Regions from separate parts of the Homo sapiens genome. Here region 1 is linked to region 2. The links are chromatin contacts, found by Hi-C or POLR2A ChIA-PET in ENCODE. All regions are on one chromosome and are shown on one strand. The core of a region is the stretch at or near the end of the contact, and the rest is flanking DNA. Distances in the headings are between cores, read along the strand shown. Region 1 overlaps PRKAR1B (protein kinase cAMP-dependent type I regulatory subunit beta). Region 2 has its middle 72 kb from the start of FOXL3-OT1.

Region 1 (4,035 bases), core at 684-3,183, 220 kb after region 2:
CAGGTTTCTGGTGTGGGGACAGAAATGCCGAAGCCCACGGCTTCAGGCTCATCCAGGGCCATCCCTCCGGCCAAGCTGCCTGCGGAGACACCGCCCCGCCAGCCACTTTTTGGAGGACTTTGTGCCGATGCTGACTGGGCAGGAAAAGGGAATCGTGCCTTGTGGTTACTCTTCTGGGAGGCCACGGAGAAGCCGGTCACATTGCTGGCTGCTGCATTAATCAGAGGAACATAAATGGGCGGACGGAGGCCACGCGGCCAGGGCGTGCGACGGCCCCTAAGAGCCCGGGACGCAGGAAGCAAGAAGCCACCTCCAGCCGGGGGGTCACCAGCCCTCGCCCGGAGCAGGGAGAGGGTCTCGCCCTTCATGGCCTGCAGCAACCGTTGTCTCGACAGCGCTGGTGAATGAAGGAGTCTGTGGGCACAGGGCTGACTATGCAGTGCCTGGTGGGCACCAGGGGCCGGACCACCCAGGTCTGGCTGAAAGGCAGCGGGACGCCCAGACGGGCGGCAGAGGCCCTGCGTTTGGGATTTTGCAGAGGGAGCAAATGTCCCCCTCTCGGCCCCTATAAAATCTGGCGGACCAACTCGTTTTGTGTTTCCAAGTATGACATTTTCAAAATGGCACTAGAATTAAAACCAGACACAAAGCCACACAGGTGATTCCATTCCCACGAAACGTCCCGAGCAGGCAAATAATCCACAGAGACCAGGAGGGTCCGGGGGCTGCCAGGGCCGGGAGGGCAGGGGGGGTGACGGCTCACAGGGACGGGGCTCTGTCTCGGGTGAGGACGGGGCTCTGGGATGGGAGCGGTGCCGACAACGTCGTGTGTAGACTCAACGGCCCTGAAATGCGCTTCCGGGAAAGGTCAAAACGGTCGGCGTGCTGTGACGTGCATTTTACCACAATGGAAAGACCCGCACGCTCCTTTCTCGACATTTCACAGAAGGATTTCAGAGAGAACAGGGGTCAAAGTCCTCCCCAAGAAGGAACACAGGCACAGCCACACTGCATACACACACGTGCACACACACAGGCGCACACACCCACTCACACATGTGCACACTCACACCCCCCACACGTGTGCACACCCACGCACACACGCACACACCCACAGTGCACACTCACACCCACTCACACACGTGCACTCACACCCACGCACACACGTGTGTGCACACCCATACACACCCACACACGCGTGCACACACCCACTCACACACGTGCCAAACACATGCGTGCACACCCATGCACACACACTTGCACACTCCCAGGTGCACACACACCCCCTCACACGTGCACACTCAAACCCCCACACTCACATGCATGCACACCCATGCGCACACACCCACACACAACCCACACGGTGCACTCACACCCTCACACACGTGCAATTCACACGCATTCTACACACATGCACACACCCATGCATGTGCACTCGCACCCATGCACACTCACGTGTACACCCATGTGCACTCACATGCACACTCATGCACACACACGCACACACACCCCCATGTGCACACTCACCCCCACACACCTGCACGGTTCTGCCTGCTCTAGCCCAAGGAGCCCCCACTGGCCCAGCTGGCGCCATCGCGTATAACTCAGGCTTCAGCAGCGTCTTTCCTGCCAGGCCGTTAAGCAGGCTCACCCGAAGGTGAAAGGGCCCTGGGCACACCTGAAACCCCAGCCTGCCGTTATCCTTCCCGGAACTGAGAGCAATGATGGCGGCGTAGAAAGGGCAGAGGCGGCTCCCAGAGAAACTGCGCTTAGAAGGGAACTAGCACAGGTCAGGGAAAGCAGCTCGACCCAGCTCACACGTGTACCGGGAGCCAACACTGGCTTTCAGCTCTACACGGACTGGTGTGGAGGGAAGGCTGGGGGCGCGGCTCTGACAGCAAAGGGAGAAGCAGACAGGAAACGCACAGGATGGCAGAGACGTTGAGAAGCAGGGCAGCCCCGCCCACGAGAGAGGAGGCAGGCTCTTGGGGTTTGCCAACAAGTGACAGTGTGTGTCATCTGTGCACGTGTCTGTGCGTGAGCATGCCTGTGTGTTGCACCCCAAACCTCCATAATACCAACAACACTCAACTGCCAGCCACGCAGGGAATGGGGAAGAGGCCGGGGTGGCCAGCAGGCGCCCAGATGTCGGGACACACAGCCGTGCAGGGGCGCAGCCACTGACCTAGGATGGAGACCTTGCTGAGGAACTCCTCGTACATCTTGCGTTTCCTCAGCGTGCTGCCCTGTTCGGGAGAAAGTAAAAAACAGACAAGAAGGTGAATCTTCATACCTGGATCATCCTGACGTTTCCAGATTTCCCCAAATGACTCTCAACTTTTAAATGAGACCCTCCAAGCATTCCAAGTCCCCAAAGCCCTCGACGACTCGGAGTCTGCGTGAGCTGCCACGGTGTCCTATGCCCCCCACCTCCCTCCTCCCGGGGGGCTTCTGGAGAAGCTCCCGGCATGGTTGCTAAGTGTCCTGGCTGGCAGCAGAGTTCCCCACCCAGCCAGGACCCGTGGTAGTTCCACACGGTGAGCGCACAGCCAGCCAGAGCCTGAACCCGGGTTTCTAGCCATGAAGGGCAGGGAGCTCATAAACACATCTGGAGAAACTGAGGCCAACACAGAGACTCAAGCACATGACGTAGAAGGGAGAGTGCGGCTGACGTCAGCTAAGACCCTGGATCCAGCCGTGCCTGAAGCTGCCTCGTTACCCATTAAAAGCCGATACTTGACTTCCCTCAACCCTGGGAAAAGCATGCTGAATCATACAATACCAACAAACACGGCCCTGTCAGCGTTATGTGAATTAGAAATTAGAATTCATTCTAGAAACTAGGATTATAAATGTGAATTAGAAAAACACACCCCTTCTTTAAGCACACACATCCCATCAAGCTGATGGGCCCTGGTGCAAACAGGAACGAGGCCCCTGCTCTAGGCAGTCAGCTCCAGCCTGGTGTGCAGAAAGCAGCCTGGGTCTCAGCCCCTCTCAACCCTCTGCCTGGGCCTTTGTACAGTGCACGAACTCCACAACTGTACAGAGCAGCCGCACGGTGGGTACGATTCAGCACTGCACATTCCAAAAACAGAGACACAGAGTCCACCCGGACAGCAGCAAGCTCGACTTTGCTAAAATTCAAATGGTATCATCCACTGACAGAGGCCACGCGTTCGAGTAGGGTGTACGCCGGGATGTGAGTCAGACCGAGAGACGACATGCTAGTGATGAGGTTTTTCCGTGACCCTAGATAAGTCCCCTGGGGTGTGGAGAAAGGAGGGAGGAGGGAACTTGCTGTGTTGAACGCCCACTCCAGGTCAGGGAGGGGGGCTCTTGGACACACTGACCCACATCGACCTCGCAACAGATAACCCTGAGAGGGGAACATACTTTTATCCTTATTTTCCAGAGGCAGAAACTGCAGCTCCGCAGGGCTGAGTGACCACCCTAGATAGGAACCACGGAACCAAGAAGGAAAGCCTAGACTGGGCCCTAAAAGCCCCAAAGCTGCCCCCGCCTCTCAACTTGAATGGGGACGTATTTTACCCCTTCCTGACATGCTGTTTTGCAAATTCCCGTAATGCCCTGAGACAGAAAACCACAGTGAGCAGCATTTACCAGGTGCCTCCCACCTGTGCAACTGACCAAGTGCTGACCAGGGGCACGCAGACACAGTGGCATGTGCAGTTTCTGAACATGTCCCTCCCCTCTCCTCCTTCCTGCTGACTGGCATGTGGAGATGATGGCTGGGGCTGCAGCAGCCATCCTGGGCCCCTGAGGAGCATCAGTAAGAGAAAGCTGGTTCTCGGGCCCCATGGAACAACACACCCACCCTAGACAGACTCCCAGAGCGTGAGAAACAGCCGTGTGGTTTAAGACACTGTTATTTTGAGTATTTCTGTTACACCTGGCATGGAGGCAGCCGGCCCCCAATGATCCTCACTCGCCTCCTGGTGTCCACACCCTGTGTGCTCTGTCCCACGATGAATAGGGCTGACGGATGCAACTAAGACCACGATGAATAGGGCT
Region 2 (4,263 bases), core at 143-2,642:
AACCATGACGGGGTTTATTTACATTTAGGAATTTAATCCATGCAGGTCTGCCTTTAGTGGTGTGGAGAGGGACAGCACTCTCTGCTTTCTGTATGTGGGCGTCCGGTTGTCCCAAAGCCACGCTCCCACTCACGCCGCTGCCTCCCTGTCCCGACTCCCTCCCACTCACGCCTCAGCCTCCCTGTCCCGACTCCCTCCCACTCACGCCTCAGCCTCCCTGTCCTGACTCCCTCCCACTCACGCCTCAGCCTCCCTGTCCCGACTCCCTCCCACTCACGCCGCTGCCTCCCTGTCCCGACTCCCTCCCACTCACGCCTCAGCCTCCCTGTCCCGACTCCCTCCCACTCACGCCGCTGCCTCCCTGTCCCGACTCCCTCCCACTCACGCCGCTGCCTCCCTGTCCCGACTCCCTCCCACTCACGCCTCAGCCTCCCTGTCCCGACTCCCTCCCACTCACGCCGCTGCCTCCCTGTCCCGACTCCCTCCCACTCACGCCTCAGCCTCCCTGTCCCGACTCCCTCCCACTCACGCCGCTGCCTCCCTGTCCCGACTCCCTCCCACTCACGCCTCAGCCTCCCTGTCCCGACTCCCTCCCACTCACGCCTCCGCCTCCCTGTCCGGACTCCCTCCCACTCACGCCTCAGCCTCCCTGTCCTGACTCCCTCCCACTCACGCCTCAGCCTCCCTGTCCTGACTCCCTCCCACTCACGCCGCTGCCTCCCTGTCCCGACTCCATGCTGTGTGGACTACTGTTCTGTCCCCACCTCAGCATCACCTTGTCACAAATGTTATGACTTTTTAATAAGCCTCAATACAGACATCCCCAGTTCCTGCCCTGATCTCTGCCCTTCGAGAGTGATTTAGCTATTCCCAGTTCTTTGACTTTCAACATAAATTGTAGAGTCAGTTTTCCATGAACCACCACAAACAATTGCAGAAGTCTGGCTATGGAGTACGTGAGATGCCTGAATTCCTTTGGGGAGAGTTGACATCTTTGTAACTTGGGACTTCTCGGTTCATGAATACAGTTATTTAAGGAACCATTCACTTGAGTCTTCTCAAATGTCTCTCAGCCATGTTTTTTTACATCAGCTTCCTCTATAAAAATCTTACACATTGTTTGTTCTTCCTAGTATTTAATAGGCTCAGGCTTTTGTAAATGACATCTTTTCTAAATTTCACTTTGTCTCTGGCATATGAAGAAAAACAGCTGATTTTTGTGTATATTGATTTTGTCTCCAGCAAACTGCCCAGCTGTCTTACTGATTTCATAATTTACCCTGGTGCTGTTCAGCTCTTCGAACACACATAACCGTATCCTCCGTGACTGTCAGAAGTTGTATTTCTTCCTTTCCGATCTCGTTAGCTTTCATTTCCTTTTCCTGCCTTGGCCCGGACCTGCGGAAGGACGCTGGTGAAATGGTGCTGGAACGCACCGCCCCTTGGTCCCGATATCAAAGCAAAAGCTTCCGGGGGTGCTTCTGCTGTGGGTGTTTGCACATTTATCAGGTTAGGGAGGCGCTGCTGTTCCTACTTGAAGTATCTTTTTCCTGAAAGGACGTTGACTTTTATCAAACATTCTTTTCTCATTTGTTGAAATGACTGTAAGATTTTTCCCTTAAACCTGTTGGTGTGGAGGATTCTATTCATTGCCATTGTGACACTGAACCACTTCTAGTCCTGGGATAGACACGGCAGCCACGAGGTGCGATCCCGTCCACGCGCTCAGCCGTTGAGCCTCACTGCCATGTTTTAGGAGCTGTTATCTCCCTTCTGTGTCAAGGGCCTCTCGCCCCCTGAGATGGGATGGAGAATGCTTGCTTCACTGCTGTTCTCTTGACGGGTTAAAGATAGTGTTATTTGTTTCTTGAATATATTGATAAACATCACCAGCGAGGGCATTTGAACCTGGAATTTGTTTTGTTTTGAGACAGGGTCTGGCTCTGTCACCCAGGCTGGAGTGCAGTGGTGCAATCACAGCGCACTGCAAGCTCTGACCTTCCAGGCTCAGGTGATCGTCCCACTTCAGCCTCCCGAGTAGCTAGGACTACAGGCATGCACCACCACATCCAACTAATTTTTAAAATGTTCTGTAGAGACATGGTCTCACTATGTTGCCGACACTGGTCTGAAACTCCTGGGCTCAAGAGATGCCCCTGTTTTGGCGTCCTGAGTAGCTGGGATTACAGATGCATGCCACTGCACCCAGCTACATTTTGCATTTTGTAGAGACAGGGTCTCACTATGTGGCACAGGCTGGGCTCGATCTCCTGGCCTCAAATGATCCTCCTGCTTTGGCTTCCCGAAGTGCTGGGATCATAGGCATGAGCCACTGCACTCAGCCAGGCTGCCCCCTTTCCTTAGTGGGAAGACTCTCATGCATTGCTGGCAAGGGAGCAGCTGATGCATGCTCTTCGAGTAACGGTTCTGTAACATCCACTCAGGCTCCGAAGCCACGTGCGACTGCCCAGCAGGCCCCTGGGACACACCAGAGGCTGAGTTCATGCACCTGCCCAGGACACGCACGAGCACCCACGTCTGCAATACTGGTGACCGCAAGAAGCTGGAGACCATGCAAACGCGGATCTGCAGGGGAGCAGGTCAGGGGACAGAACACGCCCGGATGGGCCTCGTGGCATGACATGGAGGGAAAGAAGCCGGAAGCAAAAGAGTGCACATAGGAGATTTCAGTTGAGCAGCCGGCAAGCCTGGGACGCGGGGGGCCCTGAGAGTCAGGCCCACAGCTACGCAAAAGCCGCGCTGACAGGAAGTGCAGGAGGCAGCCTGTGGCATCCTGAGAAGGTTCTGTGTCTTGTAAAAAAAATTCTCTGATCTGGGCTGGGCGCGGTGGCTCACGCCTGTAATCCCAGCACTTTGGGAGGCCGAGGCAGGTAGATCACGAGGTCAGGAGTTCAAGACCAGCCTGACCAAGATGGTGAAACCCCGTCTCTACTAAAAATACAAAAAGTAGCCGGGCGTGGTGGCAGGTGCCTGTAATCCCAGCTACTGGGGAGGCTGAGGAAGAGAATTGCTTGAACCCGGGAGGCGGAGCTTGCAGTGAGCCAAGATCACACCACGACACTCCACCCTGAGCGACAGAGCGAGACTCCGTATCAAAAAAAACAAAAAAAATCATTGATCCAAGCACTTAATATTAGCACACGTCACATCATACCCTGTGTGTTATACGGCAATAAAAAGAACAGACACGATACAACTACGTTGCAGAGATGCCCCCTCCCCACTGTCACCACTGCTGGATGTTGGCTGTTCTCTCTGGATTCTGTTCCTTGACAAGCCTGTGTGTGGGGTGCAAGGCCAGCGCCCACAACAGCTTCAGATCCTCTTAGGCCTCGACATGTCACAGGTAATTTTCTGATTCGCACAGGGCTGTGACACCACCAAAGTCAGGTCACGTGCATCCTTCACTCAGGGTCTTTCTGGTGAGCTGTTCCAAGTCAATCACCACACTCAAAGCTGGACACGTATGACCTCCCTCCACCTCTTCGGAGGTCCGAAAGGATCATACACCCATTTCACAGATGAGGCCACCGAGGCTTCCAGGCAAGCCACTCACCCCGGGCCAAGAAGAGAAACGTCTGGGCCTCCTCCTGCCGACTCAGCCCCTCTGACCCCAGCAGTCCTTAGAGAACCAGGACTCAGCCCCTCTGACCCCAGCAGTCCTTACAGAACCACGACTCAGCCCCTCTGACCCCAGCAGTCCTTAGAGAACCACACGGATCCTTGAGGCGATGCCTCCTGAGCTGTACATCAGCTGGGCTACTGGCTTTATCGCCCACTCCCTGCACTTTCTGTTTCTGCAGAGGGTCTCTGCTTGTCCTTCGCTTCTTTACTTACTGGGATCTCAGTGTTGTTGCTTTTTGTTGTTGTTTTTGTTTTGTTTTTTTGAGACAGAGTCTCGCTCTGTTGCCCAGGCTGGAGGGCAGTGGTGTGATCTCGGCTCACTGCAACCCCCACCTCCTGGGTTCAAGCAATTCTCCTGCCTCAGCCTCCTGAGTAGCTGGGACTACAGGCACCCGCCACCACGCCCGGCTAATTTTGCATTTTTTTAGTAGGGACGGGGTTTCTCCACATTGGCCAGGCTGGTCTCGAACTCCTGACCTCAGGTGATCTGCCCGCCTCGGCCTCCCACAGTGCTGGGATCACAGGCGTGAGCCACCTGCGCCTGGCCAGCGTTGTTGTTTATCATCATCAATTTGCATATGTCTGCATGTCATTAAAATGCTAATTCCTTGCCATGGT

The links. A loop is a pair of places that touch in the nucleus more often than their neighbours do. ChIA-PET counts read pairs that join two places held with the same protein, here RNA polymerase II (POLR2A). Pooled maps may share reads with other maps.
Region 1: a pooled map shows a loop between it and region 2 (3-fold over the local background). The contact joins two enhancer-like sites. A Hi-C loop is called at or near these places in 6 of 50 pooled maps. POLR2A ChIA-PET finds 5 or more read pairs at or near these places in 4 of 52 experiments (CD4-positive, alpha-beta memory T cell, Panc1, activated naive CD4-positive, alpha-beta T cell and 1 more).

What each region holds. Positions count from the first base shown.
Region 1 is chr7:582,323-586,357 of GRCh38, forward strand. It overlaps PRKAR1B (protein kinase cAMP-dependent type I regulatory subunit beta), which reads right to left. Exons shown (of 11, transcript NM_001164760.2): 8 at 2,186-2,246. Among named protein-coding and RNA genes, the nearest start is that of PRKAR1B-AS1, 19 kb to the right of the region's middle. Within about 2 kb of position 1,934, at least 5 of the 41 ENCODE cell types and tissues checked have a DNase peak (open chromatin) inside an H3K27ac peak, as active enhancers do.
Region 2 is chr7:361,204-365,466 of GRCh38, forward strand. No RefSeq gene overlaps it. Among named protein-coding and RNA genes, the nearest start is that of FOXL3-OT1, 72 kb to the left of the region's middle. RefSeq lists an enhancer at 3,591-4,091. Within about 2 kb of position 1,393, at least 10 of the 41 ENCODE cell types and tissues checked have a DNase peak (open chromatin) inside an H3K27ac peak, as active enhancers do.